3 separate regions of the Homo sapiens genome follow, and all the other regions are linked to region 1. Evidence: read pairs that join two places in POLR2A ChIA-PET (ENCODE). Cell type or tissue: MCF 10A. All regions are shown on one strand.

What was found. ChIA-PET counts read pairs that join two places held together with the same protein. Peaks named below come from ENCODE experiments on the same cell type or tissue, not always from the same donor. Only the 100,000 strongest peaks of a DNase experiment are listed, where the experiment ranks them.
Region 2: POLR2A ChIA-PET joins it to region 1 with 19 read pairs; 2 of 35 experiments call an interaction of 5 or more read pairs at or near these places.
Region 3: POLR2A ChIA-PET joins it to region 1 with 16 read pairs; 2 of 35 experiments call an interaction of 5 or more read pairs at or near these places.

The regions. Positions count from the first base shown.
Region 1 is chr10:24,381,708-24,386,707 of GRCh38, reverse strand. All of the region lies in intron 3 of KIAA1217, which reads right to left. Among named protein-coding and RNA genes, the nearest start is that of MIR603, 110 kb to the right of the region's middle. RefSeq lists enhancers at 2,974-3,133, 3,284-3,363, 2,461-3,660. In MCF 10A, a CTCF peak has its summit at 2,898; DNase peaks (open chromatin) are centred at 2,847 and 3,287.
Region 2 is chr10:24,254,029-24,259,028 of GRCh38, reverse strand. The region is part of intron 2 of KIAA1217; the gene reads right to left. Among named protein-coding and RNA genes, the nearest start is that of MIR603, 19 kb to the left of the region's middle. In MCF 10A, no CTCF peak of the experiment used is centred here; DNase peaks (open chromatin) are centred at 2,828, 3,708 and 4,628.
Region 3 is chr10:24,454,999-24,459,998 of GRCh38, reverse strand. The region is part of intron 5 of KIAA1217; the gene reads right to left. It overlaps LOC105376455 (a long non-coding RNA gene), which reads left to right. Exons shown (of 3, transcript XR_930755.4): 2 at 1,963-2,035; 3 at 2,816-5,000. Among named protein-coding and RNA genes, the nearest start is that of MIR603, 180 kb to the right of the region's middle. In MCF 10A, no CTCF peak of the experiment used is centred here; DNase peaks (open chromatin) are centred at 1,908 and 3,418.

The DNA.
Region 1 (5,000 bases):
CAGCTACTCAGGAGGATGAGGTGGGAGGATTGCTTGAGTCAGGGACTTCAAGGCTGCAGTGAGCTATGTTTGTGCCACTGTACTCCAGCCTGGGCAACAGAGAAAGACCCTGTCTCTAAATAAATAAATAAATAAATAAATAAAATAGATTTATTTTTGAATATTCAAGAAATAACTGTTCACATTCAGACAGTCTCACATTAGTCTTACAGTTGTTGCCCCCTCTTTGTTTTCATCTTTAGAGACAGACAATTCATCAATTCCTTTGCCCTGATTTCCTACTCAGCCTTGCATGTACACAGGATGGAAGATTCTGGCAATTATGAGCCTTCTTTTCCTTAAATTCCCATAGGGAATGATAAGCATCAAAGTTAATCATGTTGGAATAAAAGAACAGCCACACAGATATTCAATAATTCGTCCCCCTGAGGAACTTCTCCCTCTAACCAGTCTAAAATCCTCCTATGCCACTTAAGATCATTTTTGCTTTTTCAGTCTGAGTGTTTCAGAGGCAGTTTGTTGCAGAAATGGGAACTCCTCTGGCTGCCGGGCTGGTCAGTGAGGTCTCTTTTCTAAAGCTATGCATTCAGAATATGGTCAACAAAGGAATCTGTCTGCATCAAGAAGTTGCTGCTGTTGTTCCTGTTTTCACATGAGTCTTATTTTCAAATTCCTGAGGGCTCACAGAAGAGTGGGAACATCTTGTGGCTACCCTTTCCCCGAAGGCCGACTACGCAGTGGCCAGACACCAACCCCCGCCCATGGTCACATTCCAGACAGGCATTTCTAAGACAGCACCATGATTAAAAGGAAACTACTCCATCATTAAGACTCCAGACCTAATATCAGCCCGACCATTTTTCATGGAAATTATTTCTGCAACCAAATTCTATTGGAAGGCGGTTTTCACTTTACTTTTTAGTCTTCCTTTCTCCTGGTCTTCTCTATTTTCACTGAAGAGAGAGTAAAGGAGAAGTGGCATAAATTCCACTGAAAAGAATTTCAGCTGGGCTCTGGATGAGAGGAAAGGGCAGGGAACCCATCACTCTGTGGAAGTACAGATTTAGACACGATAGGTTGTTGGAACCTGGCGTTGGGATAAGTCAGTGCTGCTGAACCCATCAATTTCTTTCTTTACCTTTCTTCTTTGTAAATTTCTAGGCTCTAAGCCTCAGAAAGGACTTGTGTGTTGCTGTCACTTGGCTCTGTCTGAATGTCAAAATGCTTCTCCCAAATGAGAAGTAGACACCTTGCATCCCAGGACAGCACCCGAGGGAGACCATTACACAGACACCAGTGATGTCTAAGACGGGTCCAAAACACAGCTACTGTTCCCCACACTTTCTCTTGCATGTCTTTTAACACCATTTGCGAAATGCACCATGCTCAGCCTTCCTGCATTTCTCCCAGCCCCCAAATACACTGAAGCAATAGAAATGAGGACTTATTCAAGTGGAGAAACTAAGAGGCAGGCAGGTTTATCTCCAGGCACAGGCAGACTGAAGTGAGGGAAGGCTTCCTCTCCTCTCAGGAGCCGGAGTGGTGTGAGGATTCCATCTTGTCCTGGCTCCACCCTCAAGTTGCCTAGCCCTCCCCTTTCTGTGCTGCCTGAGCTGGGGAAGGACTCCAGTGACAAACTGTGGCACCACGTGCCAGTGTACAGGCCGGGAACTGGGCTTTCCTCACTCTCCTTACTCCAGGCCCCGTGGCTGGGGGCTGGCAGTAACAGTGTCTGATGCTCCTGGGGTTACATGAGGGGCCAGCACTGGGGTGAGGTCAACAAGACGCATACCTCCAGTGCAAAATTTAAGGGTCTCCCAAAAGCTCAGTGATCATGATAAATAATGTCTTTGTGCAATACTTTTAAAAAGCAGGTGGGTGTGGTGGCTCACGCCAGTAATCCCAGCACTTTAGGAGGCCAAGGCAGGCGGATCACGAGGTCAGGAGATCGAGACCATCCTGGCTAACATGGTGAAACCTGGTCTCTACTAAAAATACTAAAAAATTAGCCAGGCATGGTGGCAGGCACCTGCGTCCCAGCTACTCAGGAGGCTGAGGCAGGAGAATGGCGTGAACCCGGGAGACAGAGATTGCGGTGAGCCGAGATCGTTCCACTGCACTCCAGCCTGGGCGACACTGAGCCAGCTGGGTTGATGTTGCCCTTGACAGCCTCTTTGTCCAAATCCATGGAATGTACAACAGCAAGAGTGAACCCCAGTGTAAACTATGGACTCTGGGTGATATCAATGTGTCGGTCTCATTTCATTGATCGTAACAAACGTACCACTCTAGTAGGGTATGCTGATCATGGGGGAGGCTGTTCATGCGTGGAGGCCAAGGGTGTATGGGAACTGTCTGTACTTTCTGCTCGATCTTGTTACAAACCTAAAAAATTGCTCCTAAAAAATAAAATGATAAAAAAAATTCATGATAAACCATCAAAATTTTAAATAAAGGCAAGATCAACAGGGCTTCATGAGAGAACTTAAAACTCTATGGATTGAGATAAAGTGACAACATACAGATGCCAAAAGACACCCAGGGCTTCCAGATGGCATCAACAGCGGGTTTCCAGGGGGGTTACAGCTCAAAGTATCCAGTCGGCATATCTGAGGCCCCATGGAGTTGCAGCTGTGCTTCTGGGCCACCCAGGTGCTGGTAGACACCCTGCTCATGGCCGGGGCTCTCTGGGGAGCACTGTTTATCCCAGGAACCCGTGCGTCTGTGTGTTAAATAAGGCCAGGCAGGCGGGGAGTTTCCCAAAGACTAAGCTGAGCAAGGCCCCTGGGAGGGAGACTGCATTTGCACTTGCTGTGAGTCACATTTTCCTTTTTATTTCCCGTCCAGGCTCAACTGGATTACGCCATAAGGGCCAGGTGCGGCTGGGGGGACATTCCCCAATCGGCCACAAAGAGGCGGTCAAGGGCAACATCAACCCAGCTGGCCCAGTGCCAGCCTCATTTTCTGGAACCAGAGCTTCCCTTGGCTTTGGCAAGAAACTTCTCATTTCTCTCCTCTCCTCTTACTGTGTTCCTTTGTTTCTATCCAGGAGTAGTGAAAAATGGCAGGCCAAAAAGCCCCTCACAGGGAGGGCAGAATAAACAGGTCAGATGCATTTTTCAGCCTGCTGTGACAGCACACCGGCACTCTACAGCAAAGGATGCTGAGTAAAATGGAGCAATTTGCAGAAGCGTGGCCACCCCGTGCGAAAACACCCGCCACCCTCAGCCATTCCTTGGGCAAGCCGGCCCCAGCTCCTGCAGCCTCTCTGCCCCAAGGCTTGGTTCCTGAACCCAGCAAGTCTCAACCTGCACTGCCAACCGTTCTTGGCTGCAGAGGAAATTCCTTCCTTTAAGACAAAAGATCCATTATCCGACAGAGTCAAAGTTCCCCCAGGTATGGGGGAAGGCGGACAGGCATTTATTCTTATCTTCGTTTTGGTTTGCAGAGCTGAGGTTATCTTTACAGAGACCTGAGCTCATTTCCTCCAAGCACAAAGGAGAAATCCCATTCCTTGCCTGGCTCCTAAGTGTGAGTGGAGTTAAGAAAGCACAAGTTTCAGGCCAGACATGCTGGCTCATGCCTATAATCCCAGCATTTTGTGAGGTTAAGGTGGGAGGATTACTTGAGTCCAGGAATTCCAGACCAGCCTGGGCAACATAGTGAGACCCCATCTCTACAAAAAATAAAAAATTAGCCAGGCGCCTGGGTGCGTGCCTGTAGTCCCATCTACTCTGAAGGCTGAGATGGGAGGATCCCTTGAACGTGGGAAGTCGAGGCTGTAGTGAATCATGATCATGCCATTGCACTCCAGCCTGGGTGACAGAGCAAAACTCTGTCTCAAGAAAAAAAAAAAAAAAAAAGAAAAGAAAAACCACAAATTTCTTGAATCCACACAGAAAGCCCCAGCCTGGTGACGGTGTGGAAGCCTGTGTCATCTTGACACTGTCTTGGCCCATGATGCTCCTTGGGTGTGTCCCTCCCCTGTGTGTCCTTGTCCCTTCATTTGTAAGATCATGTTAATGGGAACTGGAGCCCTGGACTTCCCACTGCTGCCACTTAATTAAGTGTGTGAGCTCAAACAAGCAAACACACACATAAACAAAAAGCACATTTTCTGTGGTCTTCTCTCATTTATACAATGAGGATCCTAGATTACTAACCTAAGATCAAATTTTAATTTGATCTTAATTTGATCAAAATTTAATTTGACACAAAATTTAATGTTAAATATTAATATTGATAATACAAATAATAACAAAGTTGTAGGGTTTTTTTTTAGGACAGCTAGGACAATGTCTGAATTCAGTCTGCTTGGGTCATTATCTGCAGCAAAGGAACTAAAATCAGGGTACCTTCTCTCACATCAATCTTTTTCTTTCTTCTCCCAGCAAGGCATTTGCTCAGTTTTACATGGCAGAGTTCAGCTGTCTTTTGCACGTGCTAGACTCTGAAGGCTTTTGCATGTTGACTCTTTTCCTGTCCCCTCTTATCCCCAAGCCCATCTGTTTGCAAACACAAGTACCCAAATCAGAACCTTAACATGGCAATGAAGCATAAGAAACATCTGCCCCCTTGACAGAGAGGTCTAAATCCTCACGACTTGTCCATTTTGTTAAAGCGCCAAAAAAAGCAATTAAAAAAGCAAAGCAAGATAGAAAGTAAACTTCCAATACAAAAAAAAAAAAAAGGAAATGATACGTGGTAAAATCATAAAAAGAATCCTTCTGCCTTTCAGAAAAGCTGTGCCCTACACACACCAAGCCCCTCTATCCTTTCACGTGGTAGTGGGAACAGCCTCGTGTTTATGGTTCTTATGAACAGTCATGCAGATGTTAGCCACATTGTCCCTTTTTGTCATCTCCTCCACTGGACTACCAGACAGGTGCAGCAGGGCTGGTGGAAACCCACACCACTGGGTACAAATGCCAACTGTCCTGGCCTCTGGGACTGGAGAGGAGGGTTGCAAGGTGAGAAGAGGATCATTCTACGGTCAGTTC
Region 2 (5,000 bases), 130 kb after region 1:
GGAACCAGTGGCTCGTCTTCCACGGGCTGCCCCTGATCCCTGGGCTTTGAGGGACAAAGAGCTTGCTGGAAATAGTGATCACCCTCGTGATGACACCAGGTCAACAGGCAGCTGTGGGCTCATTAAGATGTAAGCCGGCCGGGCGCGGTGGCTCACGCCTGTAATCCCAGCACTTTGGGAGGCCCAGGCGGGCGGATCACGAGGTCAGGAGATCGAGACCATCCTGGCTAACACGGTGAAACCCCGTCTCTACTAAAAAATACAAAAAATTAGCCGGGCTTGGTGGCGGGCGCCTGTAGTGCCAGCTACTTGAGAGGGTGAGGCAGGAGAATGGCGTGAACCCGGGAGGTGGAGCTTGCAATGAGCCGAGATCGCGCCACTGCACTCCAGCCTGGGTGACAGAGCGAGACTCCGTCTCAAAAAAAGAAAAAAAAAAAAAAAAGAAGTAAGCCCCTGAGTGACAGGGGCTGCTTTTGTGTGCTGTCTGCCCACGGTTTTGCTCTAGTATGAAGGCTTAGGCTAGTAGTAAGGCTTAGGTGCAATAGACTCTACTCCTTATTTATGAGCCCTGATTCTCAGGGTGTATCTGTTACACATTTGTTCTCTCACAGTCACCCCTCACTTCCTCCAACTATTAGCCTCAGATTTTCAAAACCAGTGAGGATTTCAAATATGTCCCGCTCATGTCTGTGTGTGTGTGTCTGTGGGTCTGTGTGTATCTATGCGTTTGGGTTTGGAGAACACAGCAACCAAGTATAATATTCTCTTGTCTACAATCACTTTCCCTTCTCCATCCAGAATCTGGTATATAACACTTGTAATATAGTCCTCATCAGAGTTAGGTTGAGGGGACAGGGTCTCATTCTGCCACCCAGGCTGGAATGCAATGATATAATCACGGCTCACGGCAGCCTTGACCTCTTGGGCTCAAGTGATCCTCCCACCTCAGCCTCCCAAGTAGCTGGGATTATAGGTATGCACCACTATCCCTGGCTAAAGAGTTTTTAAAAGCGCAAGGTACAAGTACTGGTAAATATGTACCTGGGAGGAACCCCTCTCTGCTTCTGTGGCCATCTTTGTTGCCCACTGAAGGAAGAGAAAGGAGTTAGGAGGCAGGACCTGACTCAGGTCTGGCCTTACCAGAAAATAAAACACTGGGGCCTAGGGGAAGCATCAGGATGGGTGCCCAAGTCGCTGGGACTGCTACGTTATCCCGCCTTGTCACTGTCCCTCTGCACTTTCTCAAGCAGGGTCATGCACTCCAGGCAGGAATCTGTTTTCAGGAAGCATCAGTCCCAGTTCCAGATCTTTGGCTAAGTACTGGCACGCTCCTGGATAAGTCACCTGAGCTTCCTGGCCTCAGTGTCCTCATCTGCCATTTAGGGAAGGCTGGATACATCTTTCAGCTTCTGTGTTCTCTGATTCCCTGAGGTTGACTTTGATCTGAGTTTGTTTTGATTCTCAAATCAAGACTTGGTAGACTTCACTAGGTGGTAATGCAACTAAAAAAGGGTCCTGGGATGGGATGAGGGAATCAAGGACTCATTTTGATCCAGGATCTAAAAGTAAAAAAGAAAATGAGAAAGGGGAAGGGCCCCACATCTCATCCGGGCTCCCCACAGATGTCTGGTGAACACGTGTGGGCCTCAGGGGAATTTGGAGTATGGTTCCAACCCTCCCTCCACCCCCCACGCCGTTCCATCCTTTCTCAGGAATAAGCTTGGCACTTTTTGCCAAACACTTCTCTAGTAAATATCTTTGTTTCCATTCCCCCAATACACCAAAGTTTTTTAAAGCCATTAGAAAACCAGGTAGAAACTGAAGAGCCTCTCTGGACAGAATATTCTTCAACAGTACGAGGGGCAGAACTGAAGTCTCCATGTAGAAGTCATTACACTGCCTTTTCCCATTAGGCCACCAGTACCATGGCCATGGGTTTCCTTACCTCACTCTATTCATGCTACCTTTGAAAAAAATTGTTTTCCTGACCATCTTGTTTCATACATTTATATGTCCCCAAATCCCTTTGCTCTGCTCAGTCCAAAATACCTTCAGTCTTTCCAACTCCCTGGGCCTTCTTTCTCTCCTGCATATAAATGGCTAGCAGCTGTTTTCACTGACCTATGACCTTATGATGCGTCCCACTTTGTTGTTATTCTCTGTTGACCAGATATTCCATATCTTGGCCATGCATTTCTTTGGCTGCTGGCTCAATATCACCTCAACACAAAGATATCTGAACGAAACACTCTGGGCCACAAAATCAGCCTCTAAGACTGAGATAGCAGTGGTATGGTCAGAACCAAAATAAGGCAAAGCAGACAGACACACACACACACAAAGCAAATCCTCCTACTGCTAACAGTTTCTACTAAAATGTAAAACTAAGGCTTTTGAAAACCAGTGTTGGTTCTGTTCCTTCAGGAAAATCACAATTTCTCCTTAATTCTATTTCTACTTCAAATGTGGGGACTGTGCTTTTTTTTTCCCAAGGTTTCTTTCAGGACATCTTAATTTAGGCAATGGGAAGCCAGAGACATGGAATGAGGCATCAGATAGCAAGCCTTATCACCTGCACTTACTCCAGGGCCAGGGATTTTCATGCTTGAGGGTTTGCTTTTTATTTTCTATGGGCTTTGGCGAAGTCTCTTCTCTGCTTCTACAGTCTCAAAACATTTTCCTCATGGGAAAGACAGTTAGTTAACTTCTCAAGCACTAGGAAGAACTGAGATCTCTGCTGCCTCCACTCCAAGGATTGCCACTATGGGCTCCAAGCCAGATCAACACTGTCTGTGTGCAGAGTTGTAGTCAGGCAGGAACAAGATGGGACATGCCAGACCTCATCTGCACTTTGCGAAGGTGACACACACCAGCCCCGCAGGCAACTGTGCCTGCTTTTAGAAACTCCTAAGCAAAGTACTGAGGCAGAACCAGAGGGAGAAGTGAGGGGAAAAGCAGCTTTTTTTTTTTTTTTTTTTTTTTGGTCATCTGAGCTTGAGTTAATCGGCAGCACTCGGCTTTCTAACCTTTGAGGCATTTCTAAATCTGATCCCACACACTCATTCTTTCAGAGCCCGGCAAGGTAAGATGAACTGATTACACCATACTTAGAAACATCCTGTAGAATCAAAGAAAAATGCTTCCTGCCTTTGTACAGAAAATTAAGAGATTTTTCAAAGTGAAGAAAAGCAATTTAATTACCATTAAACAAGGTTTAACTGCTGTGGGCAATCATTCTCTGCTTGAGAAGCATAATTTCACTTGAAAGAAACCAGATTGGCCCCCGGCCCTCTTTTGGCTTATCCTCAGCAAGAAGCGACTGGGAACAACTGACTCTTGGGTGAGCTGTCCAGATAGTTAGAAACATATCACACAGCAGTTTAGGGACCCCAGGGGGGGCAGGGAAACCCCAGAATCAGGCCACTCCTGTACCTTGCTCCTGTCTGCTGCTCGGAAGGGCCCCCCACAGCAGAAACATGTGATGCCTCCTTTCTTCTTTGGCCCTTCTACAGAAGGGCAGACATGGGTCTTCATGTCCAGATGTGGCATGGAACATCAGCCAGACCTTTAATGTTCTGGGAGCAGTCCAGTGCTGAGCCCACGGGTGGCGGGACCCGCCCGCTCCACAACCAGCTCGTCCATTCTCCCAGCAAGCAGGCCTGACGCACCCCTGACAGTCAGCCGCTCAGGATTTGAAGTGTGATTCACAGCTAGAAAATACCGGTTTTTCATTACTATGCAAATGCCACCTGGGTGGGGTTTAGGTAAATCCGGATGTGGACACTAACAATGAGGGCAAGAATGGGTCTCTTTTCCGTAGTTCTCACTGGGCCCAGTGGGTTCCACCCAGTGGCAGTCTTTAAAGAAAATTACAGGCCGGGTGTCATGGCTCATGCCTGTAATCCCAGCACTCTGGGAAGCCGAGGGAGGTGGATGGCTTGAGGTCAGGAGTTCGAGACCAGCCTGGCCAACATGGTGAAACCCTGTGTCTACTAAAAAATACAAAAATTAGCTGGGCATGGTGGCGGGCTCCTGTAATCCCAGCTACTTGGGAGGCTGAGGCAGGAGAATCACTTGAACCCAGGAGGCAGAGGTTGCTGTGAGCCAAGATTACGTCATTGCACTCCAGCCTGGGTGACAGAGTAAGACTCCGTCTCAAAAAAAAAAAAAAATTAGAGTTGAACAGAGTTGGACGGAGACATTTATAGTTCCCCAGTATCCAATGGGCAGTTAATGTTCACATATAGCCCAAGGTTAGAGACAGATCTTTACCTAATTCATATCAAAATATATTTATTGTGTCATTCCCACCACGTGGCAAAGCCCAAATCACCAACTGTCTCAACACCAGTGTTTGGTCAAATTGTTTCATCCAGAAAGGCAGTGCAGTCATGTGAATGTGCTTCATTTGTGGCCATATCTGCCTTAAAAGCATACCAGGTTGGAGCTTCTAGAACAACAGAATAAAGAAAGGCAGGGCTGTAACATCCAAATGCTTAGGAACCACCCAGAGGACATGCCCCCCATTTCCTAATGGTATGGCCTGCAGCCCCCAACCCACCTAACTGTTTTCAACACATGGCCTCTGAAGAATACGTCCTGCTGGATAAGAGTCACTGTGAGTCAGAAACTTGGATTCGAGCTGGCTCTGGCACTCACAGGCTATGAGACCAACTCATATCCCATATCCCAGCATTTCTCTGAGGCTGTTTTCTCATCTGTAAAGTGAGGAAGTTGCATTCCCATCATTTTCACAAATGACCCCAAGTTGAACAATGCCCGGTGTTAAGGGCATCAGTGGGACTCACAACATCTCCCTGTCTTTGTTCAGCCAATCTTTGCTGGGTGCATTCTGAGCAACTGACCTGAGCCAGGAGAGGGGAGAAGCTTACAAGTCAGCATCTTTCAATATAATTAATGGTTTCTTTCTTTTCAATTGAGAGCAGATGAAAAAGCAAAGATTAGGTAAATGGTCATGTCATTGAGGTAACCCGAACTCA
Region 3 (5,000 bases), 73 kb before region 1:
CCCGGAACTAGCATTTTGGTCCAGGTGTTAACATTGTTTTCTTTCTTTTCACTTTTTTTAGTTTTAAAGAGACAGGGTCTCATTCTGTTGCTCAGGTTGTAGTGCAGTGGTGTGATCATAGCTCACTGAAGCCTTGAATTCCTTGGTTCAAGTGATCCTCCCACCTCAGCCTCCTGAATAGGTAGGATTATAGGTGCACACTACCATCCCCAGCTAATTAAAAAACATTTTTTTTTTTTGTAGAGCTAAGAGCTCACTACATTGCCCAGGCTGGCCTCAAACTCCTTGCCTCAAGAAATCTTCCTGCCTAGGCCTCCCAGAGTGCTAGGATTACAAGCGTCAACCATCACGCCTGGTCAACATCCCTTTCTTTATCTGTAAATAAGAAATCTCATGTAGACTTTCTCTAAGGCCCATTCCAATGATGAGATTCTGTGGGTCCATATATTTACAGAGTAGCTACCTATATACAAAGCCCAGGGTTAAGGCTGATGAGGGAAAAGGGATCTGTAAGACATGATTTCTACCTCTGAAGAACTTACATTCTAGTAGGAAAAATAAGGCATGTACGTGAACATTAAAATATGAGAAAGCAAGAATAACTTTGCTAAGTGTCAAATGAGTGCAACAGACAAATACTCTGGTAGTTCATAGAATAATGAGGTTCTTATGGTGGGGATGACTGAGGAACACTTTTCTGAAGAGGTGAGAGTGGGTTCATGAATGATGAATAGAATTTCAGCAGGTAAGAAAGAGGTCCCTTTCTTAGGTATTCCAGGCAGGAACTAAGGCATGGTCAAGGACAAGGGATAGGAAAGTCCAGGTGCCCTGGGGGAATGGCTAGACTACCGACCCAACCAGTGAGTTACTCTCGGACAGTGGTTCTCCAACTCTCAGATGGTGGGCTTCAGAATCACCTGGAGAGTTTAGTAAATCAGATTACTGGGTCTAACATCCACTGTGTCTGATTCAGTAGGTCTCGGGTGGTGCCGAGGAATCTGTATTTCTAACAAGTCCCCAGGTGATACTGACCTGCTGGTTCAGGGAATACTCTTTGAGAACCACTGCTTTAGTGAGTAGAGGGACATAGTAATGCAGGGTCACTGAACGTTCACATCACAATCTCCATTCTACTGTGAGCTTGGTTAAATCCTTTGGACAGCAATCATAATTATCTAGAATTTCTCTATTATAAATATTGTCAATTAAATCTGCCAAGAGAAGATGGAAATAGGGAAGAAAATGAATATTTTGGGTGACTTCCTATTTACCAATGCTTTCCAAAATTACCTCATTTAATTCTCATCTCATTCCCATTAGATACATTATAATTCCCATTTCACAGATGAACAAACTGGGGCTCAGAGACTTCAAATATCTTACCTGAAGTCAGATAACAGGGCCAGGATCTATGAAGTGCTAGAATAATCTTGCATTCTAGTGTTAAGAAATCAGTGTGGAGGTCTGACCTTTGAATCCTCTTCAAAGGAGGGCAGTGGTTCAAGAACCTCTGAAAATGAGTACTATTTCTGTCCCAGATCAGGTCCATCTGTATTGAGTGTTGCCAGAGTCACAAGAGAAGGGTCAAATAGACCAAGCCATGTTCATGTTATCTACAAATGTGGGGAGCAAAAAAAATCTTCTTCCAAGTAATGACTCTAGGGTACTCACGAGCCCCACAAGACTGCTCCATTTCAAAGGAATACCTTCGTGTTTTCAGTTCAAATAGCAAGTCAGTCAGCCAGCCAGGGAGCATGGCTTGGAAATCTGAGATGGTCAGCAAAACTACTGCTTCTCCTTATTTGGATAAATAACAGCCTCAAAGACAACCAGTTTGGGAGCTGTACATGCCCTGAGGCCGGGCTTGGCAGGCATCTCTGCCCACGCCCTGCCATGCCTTTTGCTGCACCAACAGCTGAAGGAGTTTAGCCAAATATTGACCAATCCCTTCTTCCCCACCAGGCTCTGACACCGACAGAAGCCTCCTCTTCAGAGACACAATCTGCTTCCCTGTGTCCCAACAACAAACTGCCAGGTGGGCCTTTGAGTATCCCTATGTTTAAGTCAAGCCCTGTACTCCTGACACTGAGTAGCTCATGAGAAAGAACAGAAGCAAGTCAATAAGTCATGCTCCATATGACGAAATGCCTACCGAGAGTAAGGAGCTACACACTGTCTAGTTGCTCTTCTTACCCGTTGCCTCCAGGAAGGAAAGACTTCCTTCCCACACAGGATGTAAGGCAAGTGAAGAAAATGCTTTGTAATCTATGGAGCACTTTTCAAAGTTCATGATTAGGGCTGAGCACAGTGGCTCTCACACCTATAAACCTAGCACTTTGGGAGGCCAAGGCGGGAGGATGGCTAGAAGCCAGGAGTTTGAGACCAGCCTGGGCAACATAGCAAGGCCCTGTCTCTGCAAAATTAAAATTTAAAAAATTAGCCAGGCATGGTGGTGCATGCCTGTACCCTGGCTACTTGAAGGCCGAGGTGAAGGATGGCTTGAGCCCAGGAGTTCAAGGCTGCAGTGAGCTATGATTATACCACTGCACTCCAGCTATGATTATACCACTGCACTCCAGCCTGGGTGACAGAATACGATCCTGTTCCCCCCAAACCCCGCCACCCACACACACATACACACACACACACACACAAAACAAAAAACAAACAAAAAGTTCTTGATTAGCACCAAGAGCTTTCAAGTCACTTCAAAAAGAATCAAGCTGCAGGCTGAACCAAAGGTAGCTTATCTTCCCTCAATGCCCAACCCAACCTCCCCAACTCTTTTTATCTTTGCATTATCTTTACTTTTCAGAAAAGCAACGTTAGAGCAACACTTCTCCCAGAGAGGACAGAAGATAAGTGACAATAAATAAAGGGGATTTCTTAAAATTAAGGCAGCAAGACACTGGTGCCATTTCGATGACGTTTCCTCCAACACACTGAAGTACACAAATTAGTTTCCAATTTTTTTTTTTAATTAAAAAGGGTTTAATTGGCCGGGCACAGTGGCTCACACCTGTAATCCCAGCACTTCGGGAGGCCCAGGCAGGTGGATCATTTGAGGTTAGGAATTCGAGAGCAGCCTGGCCAACGTGGTGAAACCTGACTCTACTAAAAACACAAAAATTAGCCGGGTTTGGTGGCAGGTGCCTGTAATCCCAGCTACTCGGGAGGCTGAGGCAGGAGAATCACTTGAACCTGGGAGGCGGAGGTTGCAGTGAGCTGAGATCACACCATTGCACTCCAGCCTGGGGGACAGAGCGAGACTCTGTCTCAAAAAAAAAAAAAAAGGTTTAATCCTCCTCATCAATCAGTACTCCTCCACACCATCATCTCAAGGAAGGCAGTGGGGTGTGGTGGATCGAGCACTGGATTATGACTCAAAGGGCTTGGTTTTTCCCTGCTGGGAATCTCTTCTTGGCTGTGGTCTCATAACTGTGACTGTAGTCCTGACACTGAACTCTGAGCCCCTGATTCAGCTGCTTACTTGCTTCAGTAAAACCTTCTTGCACTTTCTCTTCTGGTGCTGTGAATACCTAATGAGTTCCATCATTGTTGTGTCACTGAGCACGCATGATTATTAATATCATCAGCAAACATTCACGGGCCCACTCAGTGAGCTGTGAGGCAGAAGAAAATGAATAAAACGGAAAATACTCACTTGAATGTATTCACAGAAGGATGAAACGAATGACACATTCGTTTTGGAGATACAAGAACTGGCAAAAAATGAGGACTCTGGATGCAGCCAATGTAAGAACATCATACTGTATTATATTTCAAAGATATCATATTTGAGAAAATGGTCCAGGCTGGACATGGTGGCTCACGCCTGTAGTCCCAGCACTTTGGGAGGCCGAGGCTGGTGGATCACTTGAGCTCGGGAGTTTGCAACAAGCCTGGGCAACATGGTGAAACCCTACCTCTACAAAAAATAGAAAAATTAGCCTGGTGGGGTGGCATACGCCTTTAGTCCCAGCAACTTGGGGGACTAAGGTGGGAGGATCTCTTGAGCCCGGGAGGCGGAGGTTGCAGTGAACCACTGCACCACTGCACTCCAGCCTGGGCAACAGAGGGAGACTCGTGTCTCAGAAAAAAACAAAAAGTACTTTTCCTCATTCCTATTCCCAAATTAATTGATCATTCTGAACCCAGATCAGGCTATATGTAAAAGACTCCCAATTCATTTCGTAGTGTTACAACAACAAATAGACTCAAATTGCAATTATCTATAATCACTGTGAGATGGGTGATTACCCACATCTTGGCATTGGATCATTCTCTTTTCCTTCCCATCTTACCACCTGGGAGAACATCTCTTTTGTGAATGAAAAGAGCACCCGTGTCATTACTTGTCTGTGGCCAGAATGCAAGCTTTGGCTGCTGAAGAGGAAGCCGAACTAATTAGCTCAAGATATGTGTTTAGAGGCTCTCAGAATTTCAACTACATTATCCATTCTAGTCCTGTCCTACATTTATATCAAAAACAGGGAACTGGGTGCTTTAGCATGGTTCTTGATAGAAAAACATTTATCTTGTAATAATGCGCAAAATTAATTTTTGGCAGAGCAAAGATTGGGAATTTAATGCAAATGTAGAGATGTTTTGTTATTGCACATATCTGCCAAGACAGCTTTGCACATATACTCACTGTATCTATATTTAAAATATAAAATTATATTTGGGTAGTTTTTATATTAAGATACTCTATGTATATGAGTACATATCTGTCGATAAAAATTCTGTGCCAAAATTAAAAATATCAAAATTCCACATCTGACTCATTTTTTGTGCTCTAGTCTCAAAGTGATACTGAATAGAAACTTATTAGCATTTCAGTAAATTTCTTCAGATCATTGTTACGAATAATAAAAATACAGAAACATTTTAAAACAACATATTTCAGTCTTAAAATGGTCAGATTAACATAATTATAGCCCGAGGTTGCCAACAGTGCCACATTTCTCATTTTCATGAAAATGCAGAGGTTCTCTCAG